Regions from separate parts of the Homo sapiens genome. Here region 2 is linked to region 1. Evidence: read pairs that join two places in POLR2A ChIA-PET (ENCODE). Cell type or tissue: A673. All regions are shown on one strand. Each heading gives the region's core, and the rest is flanking DNA. Links, peaks and the distances in the headings are about the cores only.

Region 1 (7,589 bases), core at 978-5,977:
GTCTGAATTATGGTTTCATAGTGTCACAGGCCCCAGTCTTAGGAAGTTCTTTCTTATATACAACCTAAATCCCTCATGCTGTTGTTTCTTCTTCGTTTGAGAAGTGATGGGTCCTTGCACACACACATCCCCTCATCCCTACCCTGTACATCGCAGCAAACCTTCACCGAGGGTTTTCCTGGATCAAGCCCCAAGATTGGCCCTGTGGACATGGTGAGGATTGGCAGAGTCCTTGCCTCAAAATATCCCAGTGTGGAAAGAGAGACAAACATGTTGACTTGTGACTCTAGTGCAAGGGCCAGGAGTGAAATAGAAGGCTGAGCCAGGGCTGCCAGCAGAGAGAGGCAGGGGGGCAGTCACTCTGACAGGGGTTTGTGGGACAAGGATGAGGAAAAGAGGAAGTTGGTGTTGGCAGGGCCTTAGTAAGATAACACTTGAGGGATCCAAGGGCTGTGATTAGTGTCTCATTACTTCTTTCTGCTTCTCTGGCCCACCCACCCCTTGTCCAAGTCCTGACAGAGGATACTGGCTCCTTCAGCATCCTCCCAGCTTCTTCTCCATGCTTCGTTTTCTCTGGACCCTGCAGTCCTTAGACCTCAGTACCCTTTATCCCCACCACGGACTGAGAGGGAAACAGGCCTGAAGATATTTCTCCTTCTGCTGGCAGGAGGCATCTAGCCAGGGCCCACTTAGGACTTTGGCCTTGTGCTCACCTAGGTTCAAATCTCAGCTCTGTCACACCAGTGCTGTGTGGCCCTGGGCAAGTAACCTAGCCTGAGTCTCACTTTTCTCCAGAAACCATAAAACCCAGCTAATGCCCATGCTGTTGAAACAATGTGTGTCTAGCAAACAGTAGGGGGTGTTCCATCAATAGTGGCAAGCATTATGATCATCCCTGAAAGGCTGATGGGGGCAAATTCCCCATGGATGCTTCCCTTGCAGATGGCCCCATCTGCTTTAGGTGCAGAAGCGCCCTCCAGCCTCTCAGAGATGGGTGAAGAGGGAGGGTAAAGAGGGGGACAAGACCCCCTGGGATTTCCAGGCAGCTCTTCTCCGCTCCCCCGTGCATGAAATCACACGCGCCCCAATCTGTCTGCATCCACTTCATCTGCCGGCTCAGCAAATGCAGAGACAATTAAGGAGTTAATTAGCACGCACTGGGAAGGGGCTGGGGACCTAAGGCTGATGGGACCCAGCAACACAGCCTCCCCACCCTCCATACTCAACGTTGTCCCCCCACCACCTGCCAACCCATAACCCTCATCTTTTCCACTGCTTTCTCTTTTTACTAGTCCAAACACTCCTCTTACCCCACTCCCACACTTACCTGCTATCCTCACCCTTTCTCCCCCACCTTATGCTATCCTGTCTCTTTTCTCTCATTCCTCTCTCTAATCTCTTCTCTCCTCCTCCACTCAGCTTTTCTCCCTTTTCCCACTCAAGTCTCTGTCTTCTCCATCCTTCTAGGACTCACCCTTTCCTCCTCCCCACTTCCTCCTTCTAATCTAGCCCCCTCTTCACTCCCCATCTCTTCTCCCTCTCCTATTCATCACCTTTCCCTCTCCAACTTGAATATGGGTCTCAACAAATGTGCCTGTCCACTGGTTCATGAACATGGGGCTCTGTATCTGCTACAGGAGTCCATGGGTTCCAGGTTGCCTGTCAGGCAGGTGTCTGCCTCTGCAATCCTGAAGGAGTGATCTCTGGTCCTCACCGTTCCCCAGCACCTCTCATTCCTGGCTCTCTCGGTGTCTCAGGCTCTCTTTCTTGTGCCAGTGCATCTCTGGGGGGCTCTCTCCCCATACTGCTGCCTCTGTCTGGGTCTCAGCAGTTTGTCTGCACATCCAGGACCATGTTGAACCCTTCTTTTTTCTCCCCAATTAGGGGGTTGGGGGACAGCAGATGGCCACCTTCCTTCTATGGCACATTACAATTTGTGTGTCAACATGCCATTTGGGGGAGTCAAGACTTCAGAAGGGAGGGATCATTAAAGAGACAATAGGCTGGGCATGGTGGCTCACACCTGTCATCCAAAGCACTTTGGGAGGCGGAGGCAGGTGGATCACTTGAGGGCAGGAGTTGGCCAACATGGCAAAACCCCATCTCTACTAAAAATACAAAAATTAGCTGGGCATGGTGGTAGGTGCCTGTAATCCCAGCTACTCAGGAGGCCGAGGCAGGGAGAACTGCTTGAACCCGGAAAGCAGGGTTTGCAGTGAGCCGAGATTGCGCCACTGCACTCCAGCCTGGGAGACAGAGCCACACTCCATCTCGAAGAGAGAGACAGAGAGGTGGAGAAATCGGGGCCAAGGCAGAACTTCAAAGGGCAGATGGACACACAATATGGAGTGAGAGGGAGGAGTGGAGACAGATGGAGAGGAAAGAGAAGAGAGAAGGTAGGGAGAGATGGAAAGATAGAGACTTCAAGATAGGGAAGAGACTGTTAAGGTCCTTCCCTGCTTTCAAATTCTGGGTCTTTGAGAACAAGCAAGAAAGGAGAGAAACAAAAGGTTCACATAGTGCCTGGGGTTATTTCCCCTCGCAGGAAACTTCCCTGGTTATCTCCCTACGGTAGCACTGACCCCCACTTCCCCCCTACACCACCTGCCCTGGTTTCTCTGTTTTGGGGGCTCTGGCTGGCCTGAGAGCAGATCTGTCCTGTCTCCTCCTCTTGCACCCCCTCAAGTCGGGGTGCTCCCCCAGAGCGAGCAGCGGCTGTCTTGACTACCAGAGGAGATGACGGAGGGGGAGAAATGTGGCTGAGACAGGCCTGGTGAGAGGAATGCGCCCAGGTCCAAACACAGCCCGCATTCGGTAGGTGCATTGTATTGAGGGCGCCCTCAGGCGGGACTGGCTCTCTAGCTCTGGGGTGCTGGGACCTGGCCTGAGTCTGGCTATTGTAGCCTCTCAATAGCGTTTAATGAGTTGTATAATAAGGAGCACCCCTGCGGGGGTTCTGGCTGGGTCTGGGCTTCCCAGGGCCTGGGGACACCTTCTTCCCCTGCATCAGTTGGCTTTTCAAGGCGCTTGTGTCTCTGAGCTGTCCCCCAGCTAAGTACAGTCCTCCCCTCTCCCCATCCCCCATAGGAAGACCCCTCTACAGCCTGCTGCCCTTCCCCACGGACCCCCCTCCCACCCTACCCAGGCCCCTCTGGAAGACGCAATCTCAGCGCCCAGGGCGGCCGCCCAGCCAGAGGAGGCAGTGCCGGTGAATAATTCATGGGGCTGGGAGGCCCTTATCTCCCTGGCCGGCCCCACCCGGGGCCCCGGCGCTGGGCCGCCGTCCCGCGGCTCCCCGCTTTATCTCGACGCCCAGCTTGTAATGCAGCCCGCCATATCACAGGCAGAAGGGGAGATTAATTTTCTAGTTTTGCATGGGCGGGGAGGGGGAGGGGGCGAGGGGAGGTGCTGGGGAGCAGAAGCTGGGATCTTTCCGATTTCAGACTCCAGCGGCTTAATCCTCTCCCAGGCCTGCAGGAAGGGGAGGAAGAGGTTGTTGCAAGCCAAATTTCATCATCAGCGGCAGCCCCAACAGAGGGAGGAGGCGGCGAGGGGCAAACAGACGGGAGAGGCAGCGGCGCTGGCGCAGAAAGGGGAGTTGTTTGGAAACAGGGTAATAGGCGGCCCTCTCAGCCTCGGCTCACAGGAGGCTCAGCTTGTCGGGAGCTGGAACTCCAGGCCGTGTGGGGCTTGCACGTGGGCACATGTATGTGCACACACAGGAGCTCCGGGCACATAGGCATACTCTTTGGGAACGGACACCAGGCTGGTGTCCGCTGCACCTCACACAGTGCCTGGCACAGAATAGACAAAAAAAAAAAAAAAAAAAAATGTTGACTGACTGAGGGGCTAAATGTCTGAGAGAATGTTGATGAGCTGAGCACACACAGCTCCACATGCTCCTAGAATCTGGCTCTGCCGTCTTCTTGCCATCTGCTCGGTGGACCCTGCATGTACAGACTGCTGGCTTCGTTGGTTTTCTGTACCCTCATAGTCTACACAGGTCAGTGAGGGTGGCCTGGGAAACCTGCAGGTTCCTGCTGCTTCTGCTTAGATGACACAACTACCCAGAGCTAGTAGAATCCACCGTCTGTTAGCTGAGCACCTATTACATGCCAGGCCTTGGGCTGGGCAGCCCTGTGTTTCCCAAGATCAATCAGAAGTGGGTCCTGCCTTCAAGGAGCTTATGGGTCAGCAGGGATGACCAGACACATAGGTGTTTGGCTCTGATGCAAGAAAGAATGCGATGCTTGCCAAGAAAGAGGTACTATTAAAGAGTTCAGAGGCAGGAGAGAGTTGGAGATGACCATGAAAGCATATTGGAAGAAGTGATATTTGAGATGGGTTTTGAAGGATGATAGGAGTTTGCAATGGCCATAATGGCATGGGAGGGAGGCAAGGCATTTCAGGTGGAGGGATAGTATGAAAGAAATGTTGATGATGGGGGACCAGGGTGAAGCATAGGGAGGAATTTAATCTGTCTGGTTGGCTGGAGGTGGCAGGGAATAAATAGTGAGGGCCAAGGCTGAGAAGTAGGAAGAGGTGAGGACGTAAGTATAAAGGAAATTGGATTTGCCCTGGGGTTACTGGAGAGCAATTAAATGGTTTTGAGCAGGAGGTGGCATAATCAAGGTAGTACTGGGATAAGATAAAGACAGCCAACATTTATTTAGCAAGTATGTGCTGGGCATTGTAGTAAGTGCTTCAAAAGGAGTTATTAAATCCTCACAACCTTCTTAGGTAGTATCATCCCATTTTATAGATGAGGAAATAGAGTCACAGAGATGCAAGCAATAGAATGGGGATCAATTGAAGACCCAGAAATCAGAGACAGGAAGCTTAGGATAAATTCTTTAACACCTCAGGTGCTTTTGGGTATGGAAAAAAATGTTTGTTATTTTTTGTACTTTGATGTCCAATTTATTAATCTCTATTCAAGTAATATTCCCCAAATACTCCCATACTATTTATACAACCAATAAATCAAAACTCAGAAATTTAGCAGGTTATGTTTCCTCAAATATTTAAACATTGATTGCAAATGAAATCAAATATCAAACTCTTCATAAATCTGTTTTTCTTTTCTTTCTTTTTTTTTTTTTTCAGAGACAGTACCTTACTCTGTTGCCCTGTCTGGAGTGCAGTGGCACAATCATAGTTCACTGCAGCCTCAAACTCCTGGGCTCAAGCAATCCTCCCTCCTCAGCCTTCCAAGTAGCTAGCATTACAGACATGTGCCACAACTCTTGGCTAATTTTTGTTTTTGTTTTTTTGAGATGGAGTCTAGCTCTGTCACCCAGGCTGGAGTGCAGTGGGGCAATCTCCGCTCACTGCAACTTCCACCTCCCAGGTTCACGCGATTCTCCTGCCTCAGCCTCCTGAGTAGCTGGGATTACAGGTGTGCGCCACTACGCCCGGCTAATTTCTGTATTTTTAGTAGAGATGGACCTTCACCATGTTGGTCAGGCTGGTCTCGAACTCCTGACCTCATGATCTGCCCGCCTTGGCCTCCCAAAGTGCTGGGATTACAGGCATGAGCCACCGCGCCCTGCCTAATTTTTGTATGTTTTGTAGAGACCAGATCTTGCTGTATTCCCCAAGTTGGTCTTGCTGTATTGCCCAATACAGGTCGGTCAGTACAGGTCAATCAGGCAATACAGGTATTTCTATATTGCCCGAAATCCTGGCCTCAATTCTCCTGCCTCAGTTTCGCTTATAAGGTTTAAACACCTTTAAAAGCAGACGAAACATACAATACAATTATTGCAAAAAAAATCCACCCACCCATTATGAATTTAAATTTCTCTGTTTAATATTTCTAATATTATGTTCTTTATTTTTATTCTTTTTTCTTTTCAGAGATAGGATTTTTTGTGACTTAAACTAGGGAGTAGAGATTTACCTTCTCCAACAGGCTGAGGCTGCAGAAGGAGTTGATTGGGATGGTTTGGGACCGGGCACACAAATCCTGGCAGGGTGGGGCTTCCAAGGAGATTTTTCGGGGAGTTCATTATGCAGCTCTTCACCTATTTCATCAGAAATTGTCCTCTTTATGCTCAGACCAATCATAGGTTCTAGTTTTGTGTGCGTGTGACCCTAATCTTTTCTCCAAATAATTCTAGTTTTGAGTACCTTATCTTTACAGCACAGCCCACCACGTAACCACTGTTCTCAGTGGAGCCTGGTCTGGTTCACTTAAGTCGAAAGCCCTTGGTCAATTGGTTAACTGGAACTACATCCCTTCCTTCTCATCAACCACTAAGACCTACAATATTGTCAGCTAGGGTGCTGAAGCAAGGGTCTAAGACGTGGTATTAAGAGCTTGAATTAGGGCAGTGGCAATGGAAATAAAAAGGAAATGACAGTTTTCAGACACTCCATGAAGGCAAAATTGACTTCTATTAAATGGGGGATAATAGCTTACCTCATAGAATCAAATGAAAACACGTGAAGTCCTTTGTACCTTATAAGCACCATTAAGTCCTAGTTGTTTTGGCTTTTGTTATGTTACTAGTACAAGCGGTCAAGGAGGAAACCTTCGGGGTTTCATCAAAATTTAAGGGGTAAACAGAAAGCGGACGCAGATAAGAGGCTGAAAGACAAAGGGACCTGAGAAAGATTGGCCAAAGACATGGGAGAAGAACAGGAGAGGAGGAATGTCCCTTAGGCTGAGAGGGTGGGAGGCAAGGGAACAGTTACAGAGGCCCAGGAGTGTGTTACAGAGGCCCAGGAGGGAGGTGGTGAAGGCCTGAACTAGGTGGGAACCATCTGGGTGTGTTAGAATGTCTCCTGGGACACACCTGGGCTGTAGGTCTTAGTGGTTGATGAAACAAAGGGATATCTTAGGGGAAATTGCAGATGGTGGCTGACTGGACGCACTGATGAGTGTGAGGGGAAGCTGGCAATTTTAAGTTCATGTACTTGGGGCCTGGCCAGGTGCAGAAAAGGAAGGTTGGGGTGGCCCTAGGTTCCTACAATGCACAGAAAAAAGGTACCCTGTTGTGACTAGGCTTGACTCTCCTTTGCAAAACGAAACTACTGTCTTAACCATGTGGCCCTCAGCTTTCTAGTGCAGCTAGCACCTTCTGCTCAACCTCCACCCTTTTCCTGGGAAGCAGAATTATAGAAGTTTCTTTTTTTCTTTTTCTTTCTTTCTTCCTTTTTTTTTTTTTTTCTTGTGAGATAGAATCTCACACTGACACACAGGCTGGAGTGCAGAGGCACAATCACGGTTCACTGCAGCCTCAACCTGCCAGGCTCAGGTGATCCTTCCACCTCAGACTCCTGAGTAGCTGGAACTACAAGCACATGCCACCACACCTGGTTAATTTTTGTATTTTTTGTAGAGACGGGCTTTCACTATGTTGTCTAGGCTGGTCTTGAACTCCTGAGCTCAAGTGATCTGCCTGCCTTGGCTTCACAAAGTGTTGGGATTATAGGTGTAAGCCATCATGACCGACCTATTTTTTTTTCTAGTATAATATTTACCTTAAAATTTTTGACCAGGTGCAGTGGCTCATGCCTGTAATCCCAGCATTTTGGGAGGCCGAGGGAGGAGGATCACTTGAGGTCAGGAGTTTGAGACCAGC
Region 2 (7,589 bases), core at 1,716-6,715, 580 kb before region 1:
GGGACATGAAGAATAAAAAAAAATAAAAAATAATGTTCCTCCAGTAGGTGAATAAGACACACAAACAGGCCACAATCTATGGGATGGCCAAAGACAGCTCTTTTAAAATGCAACTCAGATAATGGAAGTGGGGACTATTTATAGGGCTGGTCAAGGAGGGCCTCTCCAGGACTTCCCTAATTGAACAAACCCCTAAGTAGAGTGACGGAGCAAGCCAGGTAGGTTCTGGGCAGTGTCTTGTCCCATGCTGTCTCCTTGGTGTCGAAACAGTATTTGGAACACAGTAGGCACTCAGTAAATACATACTGTCCTTAGATTTGTCAGTAACCCCTGTAAGTTTAGAATGAACTCTTTTTCTATTAAAGCTAGCTGGAATTATCAGTTACTTGTATCCAAAGTATCTTAAAGATTAGACCACAGGACCAGCACAGGGAAATTGCCTTTCTACACAAAATCTTCCATTTTCCTGCAACTACAAGAGTGGCCAAGAGTGACTAATTTACAGAGAAGTTAGAATGCGTGTGGTCTGAAACTTCAATTCTTTCGGCCACGCCAAAAGAAAGAGTCAATTTCCTGGCCACTTCTCCCTGGAAGTCTGCTAATTGAGACATGTGGGAAGCTTTATACTTGGCCACAGTAGCCTCCAACTACTGAAAGATGTTCTGTGGGCCATTCCTTTCAAAGAGCAGACAGCTCAGAATGAGCAAGAGATGGGAGGTGTGAATCTGCCGTATCTTCATTTCTCTCATGCCTCTCAAAGTCGGAGCGTTTTGAGGACCTGAATTTTTCATCTTTAATCTTATAAATTTTAATTTGTTAAAAGACAGCATGGCCCTTAAATACCAGATAAGGTATGGCTCTTGTTTAACTAAAGAAACAACTGTCAGTTCCAATGCTGGGAGGTTTAAGTGATTTTTTAGGGTAATTTTGAAGCAGATTTTTGCCATACAGTGACTTTAGAACCTAATCCCTATGATGCTACTGAATTAAGTTAGTTTTTCTTATTTTTGGAGACAGGGTCTCGCTCTGTCAACCAAGCTGGCATGCAGTGGCACAATCACGGCTCACTGCAGCCTCAACCTCCCAGGCTCAAGCAATCCTCCCACCTCAGCCTCCTGAGTAGCTGGGACCACAGGTGCGCGCCACCACACCTGGCAAATTTTTTGATTTTTTTGTAGAGATGAGGTCTCACTATGTTGCCCAGGCTGGTCTCAAGTGATCATCCTGCCTCAGCCAACCAAAGTGCTGGGATTACAGGCATGAGCCACTGAGCCCAGCCAGCCATGCTTAATATTAACCAAACTTGTCCATACTAAATTTCTACTACTTCCTTTTTCGGTCTATTTTTTGCATGTTATTCTTCCTTACACAATGACATGTTACTCAGGTCTAATGTTCTAAAAAGATGAAACGCATCATGAATTTGCATGTCATCATTGCACAGGGGCCATACTAATCTCTATATTGTTCTAGTTTTAGTATATGTACTGCCAAAGCAAGCACCCTATTACTTACTATTCAAATATTTTCTTCAAAATTGCATTATCTTCCATATTTCCTGTTACACTGTTAATTTTTTCTGAAGTCCTGTTTTAAAGATTTATGTAACATTTGAGAAAAGAAGTATACAATATACACAAATACGCAACCCAAGATAACTACAGATCAATTCCACACACAAAAAAAATCATTCACAAGGCAGGGAGAGGTGGCTCACACCTGTAATCCCAGAACTTTAGGAGGCTGAGGCAGAAGGATCGCTTGAGCCCAGGCGTTTGAGACCAGCCTGAGCAACATAGCGAGATCCTGTCTCTAATTATTTTTTTTTTTAAGAAAAAAAATCACTCACTAAATTTTTAGGTAAGGAGCATGTGCACACAATAATCCCAGTAATAAAATGTTGTAGTATTAACTTTTTATTTAAAAAGATACCAGTGATTAGACCAGGTGCAGTGGCTCACGCGTAATCTCAGCACTTCGGGAGGAGAAGGGAGGCGGATTACTTGAGGTCAGGAGTTTGAGACCAGCCTGGCCAACATGGTGAAACCTTGTCTCTACTGAAAATACAAAAATTAGCCAGGTGTGGTAGCACATGCCTGTAATCCTGGCTACTCAGGAGGCTGAGGCAGGAGAATCACTTGATCCCGGGAGGTGGAGGTTGCAGTGAGCCGAGATCACGCCACTGCACTCCAGCCTGGGTGACAGAGCGAGACTCTGTCTCAAAAATAATAAAAATAATAATAAAAAATAAATAAAAAGACAGTAGTGAGAATGTTACCTTTTTTTTTTTTTTTTTTGAGACAGAGTCTTGCTGTGTCACCCAGGCTGGAGTGCAGTGGCACAATCTCGGCTCACTGCAACCTCCATCTCCCAGATTCAAACTATTCTCCTGCTTCAGCCTCCCAAGTAGCTGGGATTACAGGCATGCGACACCATGCCTGGCTAATTTTGTATTTTTAGTAGAGATGGGGTTTCTCCATGTTGGTCAGGCTGGTCTTGAACTCCCAACCTCAGGCCCACCTCGGCCTCCCAAAGTGCCGGGAGTACAGGCGTGAGCCACTGAACCCAGTCCAACTCTACTAAACTTTAATAAAGTTTAATAAAGTTTAAATTTGCATTCCAATGCCATTTAAAAAGTCAAACTAGGCAGGGTGTGGTAGCCCACACCTGTAATCCTAGCACTTTTGGAAGGCGGAGGCGGGAGGATCACTTGAGCTCAGGAGTTTGAGAACAGCTTGGGCAACATAGTGAGACCTTCTCTCTATTTAGGAAAAAAAAAAAAAAAGTCAAATTAAATGGCTTCCTTCAAAATTTACAAAGATATATGGGGTAAATATGCCAAAGGGTAATCTCTTCTTTTGACATGGAATGTATATAACATAAATTACCCAACCCTACAACCCACCCCTTTTTGGGAAGGACATTGTTAATGAACAAAATGGTCAAATAAAGTGAAAAACACAAAATGAAAGAATTTACCACTGACAGACCCTCGCTAAAGTATTTGGCTACTAAAAAATGTGCTTTAAGAAGAAGAAAATTTAGCCAGGCATAGTGGCTCATGTTTGCAATCCAAGGACTTTGGGAGGCTGAGGCGGGCAGATCAGTTGAGGCCAAGAGTTCGAGACCAACCTGGGCAATATGGTGAAACTCTGTCTCTACTAAAAATACGAAAATTAGCTGGGTGTGGTGGCACAAACCTGTAATCCCAGCTACTGGGGAAGCTGAGGCACAAGAATCGCTTGAATCAGGGCCGGGCACGGTGGCTCATGCCTGTAATCCCACCTCTTTGGGAGGCCGAGGCAGGTGGATCATGAGGTCAAGAGATCGAGACCATCCTGGCCAACATGGTGAAACCCTGTCCCTACTAAAAATACAAAAATTAGCCGAGTGTGGTGGCAGGTGCCTGTAATCTCAGCTACTCGGGAGGCTGAGGCAGGAGAATTGCTTGAACCCAGGAGGTAGAGGTTGCAGTGAGCCAAGTCTGGGCCACTGCACTCCAGCCTGGCGACAGAGGGAGACTCCGTCTCAAAAAAAAAAAATCGCTTGAACCCAGGAGGTCCATGGAGGTTGCGGTGAGCAAAGATCACAGCACCGCACTCCAGCCTGGGCGACAGAGTGAGACCCTGTCTCAAAAAAAGAAAAGAAGGAGGAGGAGGAAACTGACCGGAGAAAGAGTGAGGCAGAAGAAGGAATAGTAAAGAAATGGATAGTAACTATTGTTAACTACATAAAACAGTAACTGATAGTTGAAGGCATACTAAAATAAAGGTGATACTAAAATGTAAGATAAGAAGTGGTGGATGGCCAGGCACGGTGGCTCACACCTGTAATCCCAGCACTTTGGGAGGCCGAGGTGGGTGGATCACCTGAGGTCAGGAGTTCGAGACCAGCCTGATGAACATGGAGAAATCCTGTCTCTACTAAAACTACAAAATTAGCCGGGCATGGTGGCACATGCCTGTAATCCCAGCTACGCAGGAGGCTGAGGCAGGATAATCGCTTGAACTGGGGAGGCGGAGGTTGCAGTGAGCCGAGATCACGCCATTGCACTCCAGCCTGGGCAACAAGAGTGAAACTCTGTCTCAAAAAAAAAAAAAAAAAAAAAAAAAGAAAAGAAAGAATTCGTGGTGATCAACATCAAAGCATTCTAAAGTCCTTGTGTCCTTTAAGAGAATTAAGATGTCTAATAACTATGTTTAGATTTGTTTTTTAAAGCCTTAGGATAAAAAAACACCATAGGGACAAACACAGTTACTCATGAAAGAAGAAACAATTTACAAGGAAGATTATAATTCTTAATTTGAATGTACCTAATAACATAGCTTTAAAACATATAAAGCAAAACTTGACAGAATTACATGGAAAACTGACAAATCCACAGATCTGTCAGAGAGAGAGAGAGAAGAGAAGAAAGACAAGAGGGAAGGGGAGACAAGCAACATAAAGCAGAAGGTTTACAAACAAAGAGAATATTATAAATAACTTTGAAAACTAAACAAAACAATTTCCTAGAAAAATTGAGTTTGGCCGGGTGCAGTGGCTCACACCTGTAATCCCAGCACTTTGGGAGGCCGAGGCAGGTGGATCACAAGGTCAAGTGATGGAGACTATCCTGGCCAACATGGTGAAACCCTGTCTCTACTAAAAATACAAAAATTAGCTGGGCGTGGTGGCACATGCCTGTAGTCTCAGCTACTTGGGAGGCTGAGGCAGGAGAATCGCTTGAACCTGGGAGGTGGAGGTTGCAGTGAGCCGAGATCGCGCCACTGCACTCCAGCCTGGCGACAGAGCAAGGACTGTCTCATTAAAAAAAAAAAAAAAAAAATTAAATTTACCAAAACTGGCTCAAGAAGAAACAGAAAACTGATAGGGGTTGGTAACAAAAGAAGGGAAGGAAGACAGGGACGTTGAGGATGACTTTTAAGCCTGTAACTTGCTGGGCTTATGAATGTGGGTTGTATTCACTCAAAAGAGAAAACTAGAAGCACAGGAGCAGGTTGGATGTTGTAGTTGGTTTTCTGGAGAATGCATGCAGGGAGGGGTTAGTAATGGTGGTAGAGGCAGGGTGCAGAAGTCATAAATTTAAATTTTGGATATGTTGAAATGGTGATGCCTTTAAGGTATATAAGTGGAGATGTTAAGTATGCAGTTGGATCTATGGATCGGGGGCTCGGAAGAGATCGGGTTGAAGATACATATTTAGGAGTTACCTAAATTCAAATGATAATTAAAGTCACAGGTGTGGCTGAAATAATCTAGAGAGATACAGCATTGGTTCTCAAAGTGTGGTCCCTGGACCACCAAGCTCAACATTACCTGGGAAATTAACAAAAATGCTTATTCTCAGGCCTCACCCTGGACCAGATGAATCAGAAACTCTGAACCTGAAAATGGGGCCCTGCAGTCTGTGTATTAACAAGCCCTCCAGTGATTCTGAGGGCTTGCTACAATTTGAGAACCACTGATATGGAGTGAGAAGGCAAGAAGTCTTGGTCCTTAACTTGAGAAATCTAACATTTAACAGACAAAAATGAGCCTGTAAGAAAGACCAGGAGCAGCAGGAAGTGAAGGGTAAGAAAATAAGAAGAGTAGGTAGGACATGGTGGCTGACGCCTGTAATCCCAGCACTTTGGGAGGCCGAGACGGGTGGATTGCTTAAGCTCAGTAGTTCAATACCAGCTTGGACAACATGGCAAAACCCTGTCTCTACAAAAAAAAATACAAAAATTAGCTGGGTGTGGGAGCTCATGCCTGTAGTCCCAGCTACTTGGGAGGGTGAGGCGGGAGGATCACTTGCGCCTGGGAGGCAGAGGTTGCAATTAACCCAGATCACACCACTGCACTCCAGCCTGGGCGACAGAGCCAGACCCTGCTCAAAACAAAAACAAGAATGAAAGAAAAGAAGATAAGAAGAGAGATTCAAAATAAGAGTTTTGAGAGACAGGGTGCTGAATACTACTGAGATTAGATGGCAATAGCTCCAGAAGGAACTAAAACGGGCTGAGAAGTGAGCATTTGAGAAAATAGTGTTTAAGTATAGACAGTTCTGAGCAGTTTGATTAGAAACAGGAAACAAAGAGGGTGAAAATGGAAGTGGCTGACAAGTAAATGGAGGATTCTTTTTTAAATAGACAGTAATAAGCATGATGAACTGCTGAGGGACGAATATGGCTGAGAGAGTGACTGTACGAGACAGAGAGAATGACTGTACGATAGAGATGAGGACCTGACAGCAACGGCATACCAAGGGGGCAATGCAGCTGTCTGCCTCAGCAGGAGAGGTCTTTATTACAGCATTTAGAATTGCTGCACACAGTGATACTTTTTAGTAAAAAGCAGACCAATTTTTTGTCGTTTTCATCATTGCTTTTTATATTTTTATTTATTTATTTATTTATTTTTGAGACGGAGTCTTGCTCTGTGGCCTAGGCTGGAGTACAGTGGCATGATCTTGCTTCACTGCAACCTTTGCCTCCTGGGTTCAAGCAATTTTCCTGTCTCAGCATCCCGAGTAGCTGGCATTACAGGTGTGCAGCACCACGCCCGGCTAATTCTTGTATTTTTAGTAGAGATGGGGTTTCGCCATGTTGGCCAGGCTGGTCTTGAACTCCTGACTTCATGTGATCCACCCGCCTCGGCCTCCCAAAGTACTGGAATTACAGCGTGAGCCTCCACGCTCGGCCCATCATTGCTTTTTAAGTTCTCTACAGATACTGTGTGCCTTACTGACTGCAACCAGGTAGACTGCTCTCACTGCCCTATCCTTGGTGCCATTGGATAGTATAAGATTTGGGGAAAAGGAGGAGGGGTTGGGATCTAAAGCATAGGTAGAAGGACTGTCCTTGGCCAGGAGGAACAGATAATCTTTTTAACCAGAAGGAAGGAAGTAATCATGGAAGGGGACAGATGTTGGAAGTGTGGCATCAGGAAGTTGAAGGAGTTGTCATCGTATGCCTTCTATTTCCCCTGTGAGGTCACCTGCAAGGCCATCCCTACTGGGGGAGGGATATGCCACATTCTCTTGGCCTACTGCAATTAAACAACTGATTCATCAAATGCATGCTCACTAAGCAAATGATTTGGTTCCCATTATAGGCTTGCCCATGGGGCAAGAATGTGCTGACCATACAGATTTCTCATAGTAGGCCAGGCGTGGTGGCTCACACCTATAACCCCCACACTCTGGGAGGCTGAGATGGCAGTACTACTTGAGCTCAGGAGTTCAAGACCAGCCTGGGCAATAAAGTGAGACCCCAACTCTACAAAAAATAATTAACTGGGTGTGGTGGCGCACACCTGTAGTTCCAGCTACTCAGGAGGCTGAGGCAGGAGGATCATTTAAACCTGGGAGATTGAGGCTGTAGTGAACCATGATCGCACCACTGCGCTCCCGCCTGGGTGACAGAGCAAGAATCTGTCTAAAAAAAAAAAATTTCTCATAGTAAATTAATAAATTGATTTTTGAACATGATTTGGTTTCTGCGTAGCCTGACTACGGATAACAAACTGTGGTCCTTTTTACAGTTATACCTCTTGCTGAGCTATTGCTTTTACACCAAGTGACTCAAGTAAATCTCTGGGCCTTC

The links. ChIA-PET counts read pairs that join two places held together with the same protein. Peaks named below come from ENCODE experiments on the same cell type or tissue, not always from the same donor. Only the 100,000 strongest peaks of a DNase experiment are listed, where the experiment ranks them.
Region 2: POLR2A ChIA-PET joins it to region 1 with 10 read pairs; 1 of 35 experiments calls an interaction of 5 or more read pairs at or near these places.

The regions. Positions count from the first base shown.
Region 1 is chr12:50,046,602-50,054,190 of GRCh38, reverse strand. No RefSeq gene overlaps it. Among named protein-coding and RNA genes, the nearest start is that of ASIC1, 7.2 kb to the left of the region's middle. RefSeq lists an enhancer at 2,279-3,207. In A673, for the core only: no CTCF peak of the experiment used is centred there; a DNase peak (open chromatin) is centred at 3,490; H3K4me3 peaks cover 324 bases; H3K27ac peaks cover 1,669 bases.
Region 2 is chr12:50,627,187-50,634,775 of GRCh38, reverse strand. The region is part of intron 2 of DIP2B (disco interacting protein 2 homolog B); the gene reads right to left. It also overlaps the pseudogene RNU6-769P. Among named protein-coding and RNA genes, the nearest start is that of DIP2B, 130 kb to the right of the region's middle. In A673, for the core only: no CTCF peak of the experiment used is centred there; no DNase peak of the experiment used is centred there; H3K27ac peaks cover 581 bases.